Linked DNA regions of Homo sapiens: region 2 is linked to region 1. A link is an interaction called in ENCODE POLR2A ChIA-PET data of the cell type or tissue named here. Cell type or tissue: Panc1. All regions are shown on one strand. Each heading gives the region's core, and the rest is flanking DNA. Links, peaks and the distances in the headings are about the cores only. Region 1 overlaps ATG7 (autophagy related 7). Region 2 overlaps HRH1 (histamine receptor H1).

Region 1 (4,392 bases), core at 242-4,241:
TACCATGTTGTAGTCCCTTTGTGCCCCTAAGACACACACCACCATGCCCCTGGAAAGTGTTATATAAAAGCTAAGTGGTATTATTTGGAGGCACTTCTATGTTCACTTGCTGTAATAGAGTAAGAGGAGTGTGATCAGTCATTTCTAGTCTTCTGGTTTTAAGGTACCTTTTTTTTGAGTTAGTTTTTAGCCCAGAACTAGAAATGTAATTTTCTAGAGAATAACAACGTGTTTTCTGTTTTCAGATTGAAGCACTAGAGTGTGCATATGATAATCTTTGTCAAACAGAAGGAGTCACAGCTCTTCCTTACTTCTTAATCAAGTATGATGAGAACATGGTGCTGGTTTCCTTGCTTAAACACTACAGTGATTTCTTCCAAGGTCAAAGGACGAAGGTCAGATAAACTTTGAGTATCATTTTATTATATAGTTTTTTAAAAAATCTGAAGTTCATGTTACAAGAGACCACTGCAAAATTCAAACTTGTTTAGATTTCCTTAGCCTTCAAAGGATGTTTAAGAACATTTCCTTATCTCTATCCTCTCCCACCCCTACAGTTATCGAATCAGCTCCTCTAGGTTTTTCTAGCTCTACTACAGCTCAGAATAATTTTGATACCTTACTCTTTTTTTTTGTTTGTTTGTTTGAGATGGAGTCTCGCACTGTTGCCTGGGCTGGAGCGCAGTGGCGCAATCTTGGCTTACTGCAACCTCTGCCTTCCTGGTTCAAGCGATTCTCCTGGTCAGCCTCCCGAGTAGCTGGGACTATAGGTGCCCGCCACCATGCCTGGCTAATTTTTTGTATTTTTAGTAGAGACAGAGACGAGGTTTCACTATGTTGGCCAGGTTGGTCTTGAATGCGTGACCTGCTTCGGCCTCCCAAACTGCTGGGATTATAGGTGTGAGCCACTGTGCCCAGCCAATACCTTACTCTCTATTAGTGCTAAAGTTATTTCCGTTTTCCCTCCTGATGTATTTTACCCTCTATGTTTTAATTTTTATTCCCAGAACTACCCTGTAGTTCAGGCCCCTCATATCACACTCCTGGACACTTAGAATCTTGTTTCCATGTTGTGCAACACTACTGTAGAAGAATCTCCCTTGAACTACCCACATTTAGTGTATCATTCATTGACCAAGAGCATAATGGTGTCTTCCTTCTGGCTCCAAGCTGCCTTTCCTGCCTTATCTTCCATTATTTTCCTCATAAAGCATTGCTCCAGCTAATCTTATCTATTTTTCTCCAGAATCTCCATCCCCTTCCCGTCAGATACATCTAAAACTTTTTTTGTATCTTTGTTTTTCCTCGTGTTGTATCATCTTCCTAAAACATGTTCTACTTGTGAAAACCCTAAGAAATTCTCTCTGTCTTATTGAAATTCTATCTCCACTGTGAAGCATTATCATGGTGTGGCCATATATGATCTATCCCTATCTGAAGTCACTGCATTTATTCCCTGATCCTCATTTGCAGGTCCAGTACCTTGTACAAGTTTCTTTTTGTGCCATATTAGACTGTAAGCTCCAAGAGGGCAGGGCCCAAGTCTTATGAATTTGTGTCTGCATAGTGTCTAGTACTTGTCTGAGGCCCTCAATAAAATTCTTTTGAGTGAATGAAAGAGTACCGTAAATGTCTTTTAGAAGTGATCAGATATATAGGAAGTTGTCTTAGCCATACAGGAGACTATGAATTAAAAATATCAAAGATTATGAGTGTTATGAAGTTCTGAAATCAAATGGAATCATCTCCATAGCCATGTGAATATATCAGAGCTGAAAAAAGGAAAGCCTTTAACTGACGGTCTGGTTATTCTTTAGCCTGAACTTAGGATGACTTTTTTTTTTAAAAGCACATTTTAAAATCAACTACATTTACATTTTATTTTTCAGAGGAAGCCCACCTCCCCTTTTTTGTTGTATTTTTATTAGAGATGGGGTTTCACCGTGTTAGCCAGGATGGTCTTGATCTCCTGGCCTTGTGATCCGCCCACCTCGGCCTCCCAAAGTGCTGAGATTACAGGCGTGAGCCACCACTCCTGGCCCAGAGGAAGCCCTTTTTAAATTGAGGACTGAAGATTGAATTTTTATTAAAATTCTTTCCCCCAGGTGATTTCACAGAACCACAGCTAAATTAGTATAGCAATAAGACCGTTAATAATTTAAAGTCCAATCTAGTGTGAAGTCCTCTTGTCATAGCAGGCAGGATTAAATGGCCTGTGTTTGGAAGCGACCGTAGGTCAGGTTGTATGTGGTAAATAAGTGGTCCTCCCCAAAGTGCAGCTCTGCCAAAATAATAACAGTTTGAACAGTGCTTTACAATTAATTTAAAAGGGACTTTCACATACTTGATCTTTTTATGATAAGTCTGTGAAACAAGCGTTAGTTACTACCTGTGGTTAGTTAATTAGTATCTGCATTTTCTGTTTGAGACTCAAAGTCACACGACCACATTGTCTGATTCCGAAGCCTATGCCCTTTCTTTCTTTCTTTTTTTTTTTTTTTTTTTTGTTTTTGAGGCAGAGTCTTGCTCTGTCGCCCAGGCTGAAGTACAGTGGCACGATCTCGGCTCACTGCAACCTCCGCCTCCTGGCTTCAAGTGATTCTCCTGCCTCAGCCTCCCAAGCAGCTGGGACTACAGGTGCGCACCATCATGCCCAGCTAATTTTTGTATTTTTAGTAGAGATGGGGTTTCACCATATTGGCCAGGCTAGTCTCAAACTCCTGACCTCGTGATCCTCCCGCCTCGCCCTCCCAAAGTGCTGGGATTACAGGCGTGAGCCACTGTGCCCGGCCACAAGCCTATGGCCTTTCTACCATTCCCTTGACCTTGGGGAAACTGCATAACTTTTCTTTGTATTAGTTTATCTGTTAAATGGTGGTAATGCCACCTCCTTATAAGGTTTTGTGAGGATTAAACATGATAATGTGAATAAAATGCTGAGCACATGGTAGATGCTCAATATGTATCCACTTCCTTTATGTTTCAACAGCAGTATATTTTGAAAGACAACAAATCTCTGGGGTCTCCTCTGAAGTGCTCTGAGGGATTCACCAGAAACCTGTCCCTGAGACTAACTGCCTGTCTGCTTGTCGGATTCAGGCACACTATCCTTCACTTGGTTAGGGTGGTATCTCAGGAAAGCCTGGAATTACTCAGCACACGTGATGAACACCTCCTTATGGGCCAGAAATTTTGAGATACAGTTGTACTTGTTCTCACACCACCTAAGGTCTTCTAGAGGAGATCAGACATTGACCTGTGGAAAATTAAGGAGAAATTCAAGTAATGGAAGATAAGTTCAGAGAATTGATACGGGTGATACTTTGGTTGGTCTTCTATGCCTTATCTTATTCTAGGAAAGATCACCAGAAGCCTTAGAGCATGATGGCCTCATAGGAGTTTTATAGCCTTCATGCTGCCTTTCCTACCTGTGGCCCTGAATGTTCCTGTCTCCCCTCCACACTGCTGTCCAAGTGCATTTTCTAACGTGTAAATTTGATCATGTAACTCTTCTACTTAAAACCCTTCTAAGGTTCCTGTTGACTTCGGGATAACGTTAAAACTACTTAGCTTGGCGTTTGAGGTCTCTTCAGTTCCAGTTCCTGTCCACCACTAGCCTCATTTAATATTTCCCAAGATACATCCTGTGCTCTGGCTACCCCTGTGCCCTCCAAATGCCGCAGCTTCCCCCATCTCTCTGCCTGCAGACATCTCTCTGTCTCCCTTCTGTCACCTGGCTGCTGCCTCACCTACCTTTCTGATTCATTACCCCAGGAAGCACTGGCTGATTGCTTGCGCCATTTCATTTCTCTCTTCTGTGTTCTGGTAGCAGCCTCCTTCCTAGCACTGACTAGTCTCCAAAGTAATTGTTGATTTGCTTTTCTGCCTGCCCCATATCCCCAGCCTGTGAGCAACTTTAGCACAGAATCTTGTTTGTCCCCACTCTGCGTCCTCAACATTTAGTGCAATGCTGGACACTTAAGAGACACATGATGTGAGAATGCTGAGAGGAAAGAGAGAGAATTGTGGACTGGTATGAAAATTAAAGAAGGCTTTTGCCGGGGGCAGGGCCGAACCCTAGAGAAATAATTTCTAGACATCATTTTCAGTGGTTCTTGCTTTTATTGCATTAACCTTGTTCACTCTCTTTAGCATGATTCCAGTTTCCCTTCGAGCCACGACATTTCCTTGAAGGTTTTCACCCTCTTTTTTCAAAAATAGGCATTCTTTTCAGTATGAAATCCTGCACTTGTGTTCTGGCTTCATGTTTTACTTGATTCTGCCCCCTCCTCCTCCTACCAGCACTTTGTTCCCTGAAAAGTCACTGCTGCTCTTTGAGCCCTGTGTCCTCATGTGTAGGATGGAGAAATGTTGGAATCCCTCTGAGTTTCT
Region 2 (4,392 bases), core at 154-4,153, 120 kb before region 1:
TAGATGGAACCCAGTCTTCTTATAGTTCTCTGTCCCTTCATCCATCAGAGCTGGGCCTTGCCGTCTTGGGTTCATCTCTCCCAGGGCTATTAGAGGTATGGGCTAATCTCTTATTAACGTCATTCCCTCTTAGAGTCAGTCAGAGAAGCTATGGCTCAGTCATTATAGACTCAACTGCTTTATCATGTTTTAGGAGACCAAGTTTAGTAATAAATACAAGTTAAAGCATGTTTATTTTCTGGTTGGGCTGATCAGTACAAAATTATTTCTAACTCATCATATATTATAAGCCAGAACATCAACAACATCTAAATATAAGCATGGTTGTATAACTCACATTTTACTCTCCCTGAGGGCAAGCTAATCATAGCAAAATCCTTTCAGAAATATCCCATATGCAGGCTGATGCCTGCTCTTTTTCTCCTCTCCTAAGTTAAAATAATTGCAAACAGAACTTTTAAAAAATATCTGACTCAGTTGGCAAAATGAAGCTAGCAGTAAATTAAAAACTATTAATATCAGGCTAGCAGTTATCCTGCCTTATGGTTTTGAGGTACTGTCTTTTTAAGGTGGGTGTCTCAGTCCATTCAGGCTGCTATAACAAAGTATCATAAACTAGGTGGCTTATAAACGACAGAAATTTATTTCTCACAGTTCTGGAGGCTGGGAAGTCCAAGATCAAGGCACCAGCAGATTCAATGACTGGTGAGGGTCAGTTTTTGGTTCATAGACCGAACCTTCTCACTCTGTCTTCACATGGTGGGAAGGGTGTCTTAGTCCATTCAGGCTGCTATAACGAAATGTCATAAACTGGTTGTCTTATAAGCAACAGAAATTTATTTCTCACAGTTCTGGAGGCTGGGAAGTCCAAGCTCAAGGCGACAGCAGATTGAGTAAATGGTGACAGTCAACATTTTGGTTCATAGACTGAGCCTTCTCACTGTGTCTTCGCATGGTGGGAAGGGTGAGGAGTCTCTGTCAGGCCTCTCGTGTAAGAGCACTAATCCCATTCAGGAGAGGTTAGAATTTCAACACATGAATTGATGAGGAACAAATATTCAGACCTTAAGCAGCTGGATAGGGAGAAAAGGAAAAAAGATTTAGGGCAACTTCACAAGGTATCAGCTTACATATTTACTACAGTGATGAGTTGTTTTCTGCTTTGCAGAGGAGTGTTCTTTATCAGTTTTGTGGGGAAATAAAAATGATGTTGCTGGTCTTGAAGTTTGTTGGTTTGGTCATTGGTTTCCAAGCATAAATGCAAATGTATGTGTAGTATAAGCATGTGCGTAGGGATAAAATGGGCTGTGCCCCAGACCTGGGGCCTTTATGAGATGCTTGTATGAAGGACACCTGTTTTTTCTAGAAGAGAGAGAGGATACTTTCTTATTAAGGGTAGTACAGTGTAGTTGAAGAGTCAGAGAACTCAAAGCAAACAGACCTAGGGCACCTTCTGACTGTATGCATTTGAGCAAGTTTTTTCATTCCTGCAAGCCTAGCTTTTTCAACAGTGAAATAGGAATAACAATTCCCACCCTGTCTGTTGTGAGGATTAGAGATAATAAAGGCACTCATTAAACAGTGGTGTCACCTCAGGCTCCCACCCCGTCTCAGACTCTGCGCCAGACACTTACCCACGCTTCATCTCAATGTTACATAAATTTCACCTTTTGCCTCCTTCATATACCAACTGTACTATTATTTACTTAATAACTTTTAAAGTCAGCTCACAGCAGGGCATGTTGGCTCACGCCTGTAATCCCAGCACTTTGGGAGGCTGAGGTGGGTCAGGAGTTCGAGACCACCCTGGCCAACATGGCGAAACCCCGTCTGTACTAAAAATACAAACAATTAGCTGGACATGGTGGCGTGCACCTGTAATCCCAGCTACTTGGGAGGCCAAGGAAGGAGAATTGCTTGAACCCAGAAGGCAGAGGTTGCAGTGAGCTGAGATTGTGTCATTGCACTCCAGCTGGGGCGACAGAGCGCGACTCTGTCTCAAAAAATAAATAAATGAATAAAGTCAGCTCAGTTTTTAATTTAAGCCTCATCCTGAGCATTAAAAGCTGTGAAATTGCCAGTTTGATATTTTTTTTCTAATACGCCTTAAAATTGATGCATAATCCTTAAAACAACAGCTTCTTTGTGAGATACCGAAAACATCATCACTGTGCTTACCAATGTTTCTATGCATACCACACTTTGGGGTGCTCTAGATTCCCCAGAGACATCCTGGAAAGAGGAGCACTACCCCCTTCTTAGAGACACTGAAATGGGTTTCCCCATCAATATCACACATCCAGCCGAAACCTTTGAGAGTGCAGTTTGGCATCCCTCCAGGACATTTTCCTTTTAAGCAGTATCTCTCAGATTCTGAATCCTCTTGTTACCTGTAACCAAGAGGAGCAAAACATCGTCAAAAGTGGTTCCTTGGAAAACAGGCAGCTTCTGCAAAGTTGTTTTCCTTTTGAAAAGATTCAGTTTCCTCTTAGACCCTTGTAAATCAAACTCAAACTGCCAACGTGAGGAGAAACCATAAACAGCTGTGCCTGGGGCTAGGTGGACAGTCCCAGCTGCTGGCCTTGAAAGCCAACTGTGCTTCCAGCTGGCACCACATTGAGGCATATCTGCCATGTGGTTCCTCAATCCCCCACCACTGGAAGTTCCCTCCACTTCAGCGTACAGAGTGGGAATGACCTGGTGTGGCTGTGCTGAAGCTCGAGGGTCTACGTGTATTCAGCAGAACCAAGTGACTCTCATGACAGTATTGGATGAAATGAGCTATCTGGATAATCTCTTCCTGGTGTCCTGCTTCTTGCCCTTTTGAAAGCCTCAATTCAGGTGCGTTATCCAGGACTCTCTGGGTTGCCAGGGACATAAACCACCTCAAGGAGCTCCTCATAGGGATACAAAGCCGTCCCAAAGAAATCAAGGCAGAGCTGCAGATGAGCTTCAGGAAGGGCTGGAACCAGGGGCTGAAATGTGCAGACCACCCCCCATCCCATGCTTGTCCCCACCCCAAACACGCTGTCTCTCTTCCAGTTACTTCCTGTGTGTCTGATTCATTCTGTTCTTAGCAGACTGTCTGTCACTGTTTCCAGCATCCTGTGGCAGAAAGCAGCCAGCAACAGCTTTCGAGTTTTATGCCCCCCAGGAAGAGACTAAAATGCTTTCTGTCTCAAGCCTAGCTCCACCCTCCCAGGGAAGGGACTCCGCACTCTGGCCCCGCCAAGTCCATTCTCTTTCCTGCAGCCAGAGTGATCTCTTCAAAATGTAAATCTGGCTGTATTCCCTCCTCCCTCTTAAAGCTCCTCGGTGCCCCTGGTGTTCTTAGGCTGGAGGCAGAACTCTCCACACGATCTTGCATGATCCAGCCTCTGCCTAAGTCTCCAGCCTCATCCCTCCCTGGCCCTGCGCAGCAGCCTCACTGCAGTTGCCCGGCTCCTCAGCCGGGGCTTTGCTTGTGCCATTCCTTCATCCTGGAGCACCCTTTCCTCCCTCTTCAGCCTCCCTAAGCAGGTCACATCCCCATCTTACAGACATTCCTCACATTTGCCACAAACACACTGTTACATTTGTCCGTGTGATTCCTTGATTTTTTTTTTCTTTTGAGACAGCTTTGCTCTTGTAGCCCAGGCTGGAGTGCAGTGGCGTGATCTTGGCTCACTGCAACCTCTGCCTCCCAGGTTCAAGCAATTCTCCTTGATTTTTACTCATCTACTCCTCTTCAACTGCTCACTCCATTATGATAGGGACATGCCTGTTTACTCACCTAGCACATGGGAGTTGCCCTATACTGATGGTGAAACTTAATGCTTGCGCCCTTTGTTGAGTCATCTCTCAGAGCCCTTCAGCCCATATAAAATATTTGAGAAGCTGCCCTTTTGGAAACTGTGTATGATGCTGTCACAGGGTATTATATCCCCAGTCATATGTAGCTGTTCAGCTAAAGTGTGATCCATGGACTAGCAGCATCAGGATCACCTGGCAGCTTGTTAAAAATGCAGAATCTCGTCCGGGCACGGTAGCTCACGCCTGTAATCCCAGCACTTTGGGAGGCCGAGGTGGTCAGATCACGAGGTCGGGAGATCGAGACCATCCTGGCTAACATGGTGAAACCCCGTCTCTACTAAAAATACAAAAAAAAAAAAAAAAAAAAAATTAGCTGGGCATGGTGGTGGGCGCCTGTAGTCCCAGCTACTCAGGAGGCTGAGGCAGGAGAGTGGCGTGAACTCAGGAGGCGGAGCTTGTAGTGAGCTGAGATCGCGCCACTGCACTCTAGCCTGGGCTACAGAGCGAGACTCCATCTCAAAAAAAAAAAAAAAAGCAGAATCTCAGGCTGGCCCAGCCATATTCAACTGGAATCTGAAATATAACAAGATCCCCCGGTGA

Evidence for each region. ChIA-PET counts read pairs that join two places held together with the same protein. Peaks named below come from ENCODE experiments on the same cell type or tissue, not always from the same donor. Only the 100,000 strongest peaks of a DNase experiment are listed, where the experiment ranks them.
Region 2: POLR2A ChIA-PET joins it to region 1 with 8 read pairs; 2 of 35 experiments call an interaction of 5 or more read pairs at or near these places.

What each region holds. Positions count from the first base shown.
Region 1 is chr3:11,315,099-11,319,490 of GRCh38, forward strand. It overlaps ATG7 (autophagy related 7), which reads left to right. Exons shown (of 21, transcript NM_001349232.2): 9 at 246-395. Among named protein-coding and RNA genes, the nearest start is that of ATG7, 45 kb to the left of the region's middle. In Panc1, for the core only: no CTCF peak of the experiment used is centred there; no DNase peak of the experiment used is centred there.
Region 2 is chr3:11,192,815-11,197,206 of GRCh38, forward strand. All of the region lies in intron 1 of HRH1 (histamine receptor H1), which reads left to right. LOC102723663 (a long non-coding RNA gene) reads right to left here. Exons shown (of 4, transcript XR_001740596.2): 3 at 2,179-2,390; 4 at 621-1,073. Among named protein-coding and RNA genes, the nearest start is that of HRH1, 41 kb to the left of the region's middle. In Panc1, for the core only: no CTCF peak of the experiment used is centred there; no DNase peak of the experiment used is centred there; H3K4me3 peaks cover 1,184 bases; H3K27ac peaks cover 1,629 bases.